2 separate regions of the Mus musculus genome follow, and region 2 is linked to region 1. The links are chromatin contacts, found by Hi-C or POLR2A ChIA-PET in ENCODE. All regions are on one chromosome and are shown on one strand. The core of a region is the stretch at or near the end of the contact, and the rest is flanking DNA. Distances in the headings are between cores, read along the strand shown. Region 1 overlaps Gm30246 (a long non-coding RNA gene). Region 2 overlaps 1700105F02Rik (a long non-coding RNA gene).

Evidence for each region. Hi-C counts contacts between places; a loop is a spot of excess contacts on that map. ChIA-PET counts read pairs that join two places held with the same protein, here RNA polymerase II (POLR2A).
Region 2: a map of T-helper 2 cell shows a loop between it and region 1 (1.8-fold over the local background). The contact joins two enhancer-like sites. A Hi-C loop is called at or near these places in 1 of 37 maps with a recorded cell type or tissue (T-helper 2 cell). POLR2A ChIA-PET finds 5 or more read pairs at or near these places in 1 of 5 experiments (Patski).

Annotation. Positions count from the first base shown.
Region 1 is chr14:76,785,998-76,790,062 of GRCm38, reverse strand. The region is part of intron 1 of Gm30246 (a long non-coding RNA gene); the gene reads right to left. Among named protein-coding and RNA genes, the nearest start is that of Gm30246, 7.3 kb to the right of the region's middle. Within about 2 kb of position 2,228, at least 1 of the 3 ENCODE cell types and tissues checked has a DNase peak (open chromatin) inside an H3K27ac peak, as active enhancers do.
Region 2 is chr14:76,657,676-76,661,740 of GRCm38, reverse strand. All of the region lies in intron 2 of 1700105F02Rik (a long non-coding RNA gene), which reads left to right. Among named protein-coding and RNA genes, the nearest start is that of 1700108F19Rik, 18 kb to the left of the region's middle. Within about 2 kb of position 2,364, at least 2 of the 3 ENCODE cell types and tissues checked have a DNase peak (open chromatin) inside an H3K27ac peak, as active enhancers do.

The DNA of each region.
Region 1 (4,065 bases), core at 979-3,478:
CATGTGATCCGGTGATATACCCCAGTGGGAAACTACTTGCCATCTGTGGCAGAAAGCTAACTCACTAGTCGGAGAGAAATGGGATGCATGGATCTCAGAGAAGAGGACGTGGGTCCATGAGATTCCCAAAAGAGCTGGTTGATTTGACCCTGTGCCATTTGCAAAGCTTGGTAACTTTTCTTGTGAAACAACAAGGTGATACTCCTGGGATTAACATAAACTCTGCAGGGGACTTCTGCAAACTTTTGGACAGGTGGCAAATGGCAGAGCTGTTTTTTTTTTCCCCAGAAAGAATTCAGACCAATCCCTTCCACTCCCTCATACTGGATTTAGGACTGTGACCCTGTCACAGCTACAGAACACATGGGCTCCTGACTCGGCTGAGTGTCTCCAATAGTCTTCCTCACACAGTCAGGCTCAGCCTCTCGGGATGCCCAACATGTGACCAGGAAGGCTGTGGGAGGAACTGAAGCCCCAAGGTCGGAGGGATTCTATTAATACCTTCTATGTTTCAAGTCCTCTGTCTCTGGAGTACTTTAAGCATCCTCTCTGACTCATGCTGGCATGCAGAGAAAAGTCACTTTGGAGATGACTGGCCTTCAAATGTTCAGTTTCCGGGACTCCATCCAGGGGGCTCGTCTGTTGTTATTATGTTCAAGAAACGAACGAGTTAATCAGAGAACACTTTTTGCCTCTTAATGTTACACACCAGCTCAGCAATAAGGCTTTCTGGGTATCACCAAACAGACAGGTGGCTTCCATTCTAGAAGCCCTTAGCCTCCTGAGCTGTCTGCTGAAGCCTGTGGGTTCCTTCTCAGAATATTGCATTCAAATGTGCCAGAGAAAATGCATAGGGTTACAAAGAAAATAAGCCCAACCACATTCGCTCTCTAGACTGTAAGCACTAAACAGGTTCATGTCATGGTAAGAACATGTGTGCTTAATCCTGCAAGAATATAGTGTTTAGATAGTCTTCTCTCTGTTGGTGGCAGCCAAGGACGCTGTTAATACTTCTGTGGCCTGCTGTGTATATCCGTAGTGGAAAATTGAAATTTTCTACTAAAAGTTAGTAAAAACTTATACTCGCCACTCTTCCCCTATTTCAATTCTCAGGACCTCAGAATGCTCTTCCCTCTTGGATACCTCAAACATGGCTCCAAGACTAGCTATTATGCACATGCATACAATTATTCCAAGAACCTGGAGTTTTATCTTCCTATATTCCATTGTAGTATGATCACCTTATGCTGCTGTTATACATTTTTGATATACATTATTAGAATTATGTTTGTAACCTTTTTCTTGGTATTTTTGTATAAGTAAAGTATGTGCATTAAAAACTGTTTTTATAAGCCAGACAGTGTTGGCACATGCCTTTAATCCCAGCACTTGGGAAGCAGAGGCAGGCGGATTTCTGAGTTCGAGGCCAGCCTGGTCTACAAAGTGAGTTCCAGGGCAGCCAAGGCTACACAGAGAAACCCTGTCTCAGAAAAAACAAACAAACAAACAAACAAAAAACAACAACAAAAACCCTGTTTTTATTTTCATTGTTTTTACATTTTATAGTTCATTGTGTGTGTGTATATATATGAATCTGTGCATAGTGTTGTCTATGAGTGTGTGTGTAGTGTCCTCTGTGTGTGCCTGCAATCCTGTGTGTGTGTGTGTGTGTGTGTGTGTGTGTGTGTGTGTGCCATAACCACATGTGGAAGCCAGACAGAAGGAGTTTGCTTCTACCATGTGGATCCTGGGGATTGAACTCATGTTGTCAGATTTGGTGGCCAGCTCCTTTTCCTGCAGAGCCAACTTGCCCCTCAATAACTCGTTATTGAATGGGAATAAAGGGATACTTCCCTTACAGGAGATGGGATGGAGTCTGAATCCGCAGAGTGACACCTGCTCATGCTGGCTCATTTAAGACACTGTTTTTATTTTTTCATCCTGTGTATGTGTGGGAGTGCACACACTCGAACCTGTGCATACTCAGAATCCAGAAGAAAGTGATCCCTGAGGCTAAAATAGGTGCTGGCAACTGACCCCAGGTCCTCTGCCAAAGCAAGAAAGGCTCTTAAGCATTGAGCCATTCCTCCAGCCCCTAAGCTGGATTGTTTTATGTTTTGTCCCTGCCTTTCTGCACCTCCTAGGCACTAGATCAAGATTGGCCTTCAGCCAGGAAACATTGGTTCTGAGATACCCTCCTTGGCCTGTAGCTGCCAGCCGAGGAAGAAGTATGTGCAGGCTGGCATGGGCCCGGCAGAGCTGGTCATACCCAGCAGTGGCCTTGTGGGTAGGCTGAGTGGGCAGGTGTGGTCTCTGAGTCATTGGGCAAGTGCCCCAAAGCTTAAGGACAGACCCCACAGCCCCCGCATTGAGCTTCCTGTTTCCTGTCACAGCGTCCAAAATTCTACCATATTCGGTTATTCATACTGAGCCTTTCACGGATCTCAGTTAATGAATAATTTTTAGTTCTGAGATGGGAGCAGCTTTAGGTGAGGGAGACAGAGATACGAGAAAATTGGGCGAGAATACAGACAGGTTTTATACTTTCACATTTCTGAAATGAATTTCTCTAGTCCTTTCAAACTACTCAGGCAGCATTGGGGAACTGCTGGTTCCCTGCTTACTGGAGCTCCAACAATAGGGTGCCATCTGGGAACCCAAGGACTAGGACTCCCTGAGTTTGATTCCTGTGCATGCCTATGTGCCTATGAGAGATTATGTGCACCACACACATGTAGGTGTGAGAGGAGGCAAGAGGAAGGTGTCAGGTCCCCTAAAACTAGAGTTATAGGGAGTTGTGGGCCACCAGGTGTGGGTGCTGGGAACTGAACCCTGTCCCCTACAAGAGCAGGAAGTTCTCTTAACTACTGTGCCATCCTTCCAAGTCCACTATTCAGTCCTCAAACACACTTTCCTACCTAGCCACACATGAGCACATGAGAGAGGCAAGAGAATTAGGACATAGCACAGAGTGCGGGACAGGGGACATGCTGCGTCTCAGCTTGATGTCACCAGGCTCTTAGTCACACTGCCTTCTCTGTCTGGGGAGGACCTAGGATCTAAGGAAAAACTTTTCTCAAGATGAAGGCTGAAAACTTCAAAGGTAACACAGGACTATATTTTCTTGATCCTGAATTAGAACGGAGACTCGGATACATGGGCGTATCTCTGTGTGAAGTCTTTTTAAAAGGAGAAATAACTAAAGCTATAGCTTTAGTTAACATGGACTAAAATCTTTATTAGTTAGCGGGCAACTCCACTGACCCTGGTCCAGGATAGCACAGCCACTCATGTCCATCCTATTGAAAGCACTTGGGGAGTTGCTGTTCCTGTCTACCTACCCCATGGACAGGAGGGTCCCCAGAATTGTCATCTTCATTACCTTTTATGGCACCCTTGGACAAATGATTTACTGTGCTGTCTTTTCTCTCTAAGGAAATATTCGGTTTCCTATCCGCTATTATTTGACATAGCTTGTCCCTTGCCAGCTCATATACTGGGATCCTGGGACTCAGTACGGTGATATTGGAGAATAATGGAACCTTTAAGAGGTGAGTCATAAGGGTGGAGATTAGATTCCTGGGGACATTGCCACCAGAAGGGATTAATGCCTCCTGAGACTCCAGATAGTTCTGGAGAGAGTGGTTGTAGTGAGTCAGACCAGCCCCTCCCTGCTGTCTGGCCCCCCATTTGCCACGTGTTCCCACCATCAGGATGCCATACACAATGGGCACCTCACCATAGCCAAGCAGAGACTGCTGCCATGCTCTTGGGACTCCAGAACTGTGAGCTAAATACACCCTTCTTCTTTACAAATGATCTGGCATCGGGTATTTGGGTATTGCAACTAAACGTAGACTAACACACTACCTAGAGATTTTATATTCCTCTTAGCCAAGGGGGAGGCCTTATATTATACCCATTTCACCCTCCACAGGTAGATTCATGGGGGGGGGGGTGGTATGTAATTATGTAGAAAATCTTAACTCACGAGTGTCCTCATCAACATAATTCTTGATTAACCAGATTGGTTTTTTGCAAAATGCTCTAAAAAACAAGGAAAGT
Region 2 (4,065 bases), core at 1,115-3,614, 130 kb after region 1:
ACAAAGGGTTACTGTAATAAGTGGACCCCCAATTTCTACCAGCATTACAGGCTTAAGATTACCCCTGCCTCTGCCAGGCGGTGGTGGCGCACACCTTTAATCCCAGCCCTTGGGAGGCAGAGGCAGGCGGATTTCTGAGTTCAAGGCCAGCCTGGTCTACAGAGTGAGTTCCAGGACAGACAGGACTACACAGAGAAACCCTGTCTCAAGAAAACCAACAACAACCCCCCCCCCCAAAAAAAAAAAAAGATTACCCCTGACTCTCAGCTTCCACCAGACACCCTACAGCCGTTCTCTCTTTCCTCCCCTGGGAGTTCATAGCCCATAGCATCTTGAAGAGAGAAACAGAAACAGAGTAGTCCTTCTGATGAGTGAGAATCTCAAACTGGTTTGACATTTTATTTTCCTGGTGGCTGAGGATATTGAACACCTTTTAAGCATTTGTAGTTCTTCTGTTGAGAACTCCAGTCAAATTTTGTAGCCCACTTTGGACTGAGCATTCTGTTTTCTTGGTGTTTAGTTTAGTGTGTATTCTGGTTACTAACCATGTATCAGATTGATAACTGAGCAAAGGCTTCTCCCCCAGTCTGTGGGCTGCCTCTTTACTTGACTGTCCACACCCTTTGCTGTACAAAGGCCTTTTAATTCCACTCTCTTTGGGCTACTCCTTGATTCCATAGCAATGGGGGTCCTATTCAGAAAGTCCTGCTTTATGCCTAGATCTTAATTGCGTACTTCCTAGTAATTCTCCAGTAGTTTCAGATTTTCAGGTCTTAACTCTTACCCGTCCTTTAACAAGCATTGCTCTCAGTACATGGCTCAGAACTTAACTTTGAACTGACTATCTATGAAACCTTACCATGAATTTAAGAATGACACGAATTCCCTGTGCCCAACCTAGGTCCAGATACACCAGAAGAATGTCTGTTTGCCCCCCAAAGGTGGGATTTCAGCAGAGGTTCTTCTTAATGTCTCCATCCCGTCCTCACAGAAACTGCAGAAAATCACACACACACACACACACACACACACACACACACACACACACACACACCAGACTTACTGCTTAGCAAGCGTGGAAGACACAACTCTAGTGTCAACCCCACACTCCAACATGCATATATATATTCAAGATTTGGTGGCCTGAGCATGAAATGGGACAACACAGAGCATACATAGGCATTAAGGTACCTAAAGAGGTCCATTCTCTCCTTGTCTACTAGAATCAGGACACAAGTTCATAGACATGAATAAACTTGAAACCATATCCAAGTGTGCTACCTCTTCGAGCCTCAGAATGGCTCTGAGAAATAGGGCTGACAGTTTCCTTTGAGGTGAGCATTCCCAACAGGCTAAATAGTCACCTTGCTCAAAGTCAACCAGAAAGAATGTGAGAACCCACACAGGAAGCGGTTTGCCCAGCTCCTGGGTACAGTGGCTCCTTTACAGTAATGGTGCCTCTGGGCAGAAACATCCTAAGTGGAAAAAGTACTCATAACTAATGTATTCCTTGACTCCTACCCAAATCAAGAAAGAAAGCAGTGTTATCATGTCAGTGGAACAAAAGGTCAAATTGATGCTTTGCCCAAAGTCACATAAACCCTGCCTGGGTGAATTCTTAAACGGGTGATCCGTTCCTACCCTAACCCGATGTCTGTCTTTCTATGAGGCTTGTACCTTCTCTGTTGTCGTTTACCTGCCCCAAACATCATCCCACAGAAATGTTGCTTAGCACTGAATACATATCTGCTATGTGCTGGGCACAGCTTCTTTCCAACATAAAAGTGGGTGAGACACGTCTGTAATGGGGCCCAGGCACTAGAGAGGAAAGCAAGCTTCTTAACGAATGCCATGCTGAACGCAGCTCACGCTGGATACAGGAGGGCGCCGGGGCTTTGGAAAGATTCACTCTACCTGCCTAGGAGGGGGTGCTGGGAATCCTGTGTGGCTTCCACAAGGGATACTGAAGCTGTCCATAGAGTTTACAGTACACAGATGTAAATTTCTGCACCAGGCAAAAGCTCAGAGGACAACAACACTCTCGCCTTCTGCAGTTTTTCCAGTGAAAATTACAAATGTACCAGCGGCGAACGAGAAGGCTCAGCCACGCCACTGACTTTCTCTGTCCTTCACACCTTAATTGAATTTGTCCTGAGTCATCTCTACAACCCTTGGTGATTTTTGGAACCACAACAGGTAACAGTCCTCGGCAACCAAGTTGTTTATCTAAAGCTATCCCGGAATCTGTGCCACGGCTGCCAAGGAATCCTGCGCAAGGAAGATGAAAAAAAGCCAAATTTAGTAGCAGATGACAGGCCTGAGGTCCGAGCGCTTCTGAGAAGCTTGAGAAACACCCCCTCTCCTGTTTATTCAAAATCTAAATCTCCTTGACCTATAAGAAGCTGCTGCAGTGCATGCGCAACGTGGACTGGCTGTTTCCTGTGGCTTTAAGGAGTGTAGACCTGACTGCCTTGCAGCAGCCCTGGGGAACGCCAAGCTGCTCGGGGTTGTGTAAATGACTGGGATCATCATTTTCCTGAATCAGGCTCCCACAAAAACAACACAGTGATGAAAGAGAGCAACTGGACACGTTGGCATGGTATCCAGCCCTGGGGATTCTTACACAGGTGGCCTGCCACGTAAGGACCCAAACCAGACAGACAGAAGGTCTGGGACCACGACCACAGAAACGCTTTTCTGACGTGTTTTCTTTTTTTTTTTTTCTTTCCATTTTTTATTAGGTATTTAGCGCATTTACATTTCCAATGCTATACCAAAAGTCCCCCATACCCACCCACCCCCACTCCCCTACCCGCCCACTCCCCCTTTTTGGCCCTGGCGTTCCCCTGTTCTGGGGCATATAAAGTTTGACGTGTTTTCTTAACAGGACACCACAGTCCAAGAGACAGGGGGAGGTGACACAAGGAGAATGACAGGATTTTTTTCCCTCACTCAGGAAGACCGACCAGAAAGCCGCCCCTAGTCTGTGACCTCCAAAGATGTAGAAGAGTATTTCAGGTAGCGAGGCTAGTAAGCTTGCCATCCACCTATGGGCTAGCATCCACTGAAGAATGCTCTGTATTCTGAGGTTTTAAAAATCACGTGCTCAGAGATATCCCCTGCCAGCCTTCACTCCTGACCTCTAGAAGGGACCACTGCCCTGTTCTCACCGTCTTACTGGCCTTCCAAAAGCATTGCCCACGCAGACCAGACCAGTTATCTAATTTCCTTCTGCTCAGCCCCCAGGAGCTATTTTGGGCTTGGTCTGTGTGTGTCCTCCACTTTCCTGCCAGGACTGACTCAGCCCCTCTCCTCTCCTGGGACTCTTTTCTTTAAAAAAAAAAAAAAAAAAAAAAAACAAAAAAACCTTTGAAAGATGCTGCATGCTTCCTCTAGGGCAGCACGTGGTGCCTGACTCAACTTGGCGTGCTGCCAGGAAGTTTCAAGTACCACCCTGCAGGCCAGCAGAAGGGGTAGGGAGGGAAGGCAGCGCCACAGCATCAGCATCTATAGTTCAAGCCCCTCTCTTGCTTACCTACCTACCGCAGCTCTGTTGTGAGACCTGTGAGGGTCTACATGCAGCAGGCCGAGTGTCTACATGCAGCAGGCCGAGTGTCTAAGCCTTGGCTTTCCCTTTTCTCCACCCATAATGCACCTGCCTTTGTCTAATTCCTGCTGGTCTCATCTTGATCCCCAGCACAGCCTAAACACTCTTCTCTGGTTCTCCAACCCACCCAACAGAACTGACCCTCCTTACTTGTCTGTCTCCCATCTCATCTCCTCCTGCTACACTGTCTCTATATGGCTAACTCAACCCTGTGCTTTGAGGGCTCCCGCATCCCATATGCTTTTTATATATAGAATTTGATTTGATTGTGTTATCCAAGTAAAGTGTTAAGAGGGCAAGATAAAAGAAGAGGAGGGGGGTTGAAGAAGAGGGACTTAAAAGCCTTTGGTTAGTGGAAATTGAGAAGCCCCTCCAAATTACCATGCCTGACTTTGTGAATTAGCATCAGGCTGATGATGAATCAGCTCGAAACAATGGCTGCATCTCTAACCTCTGCT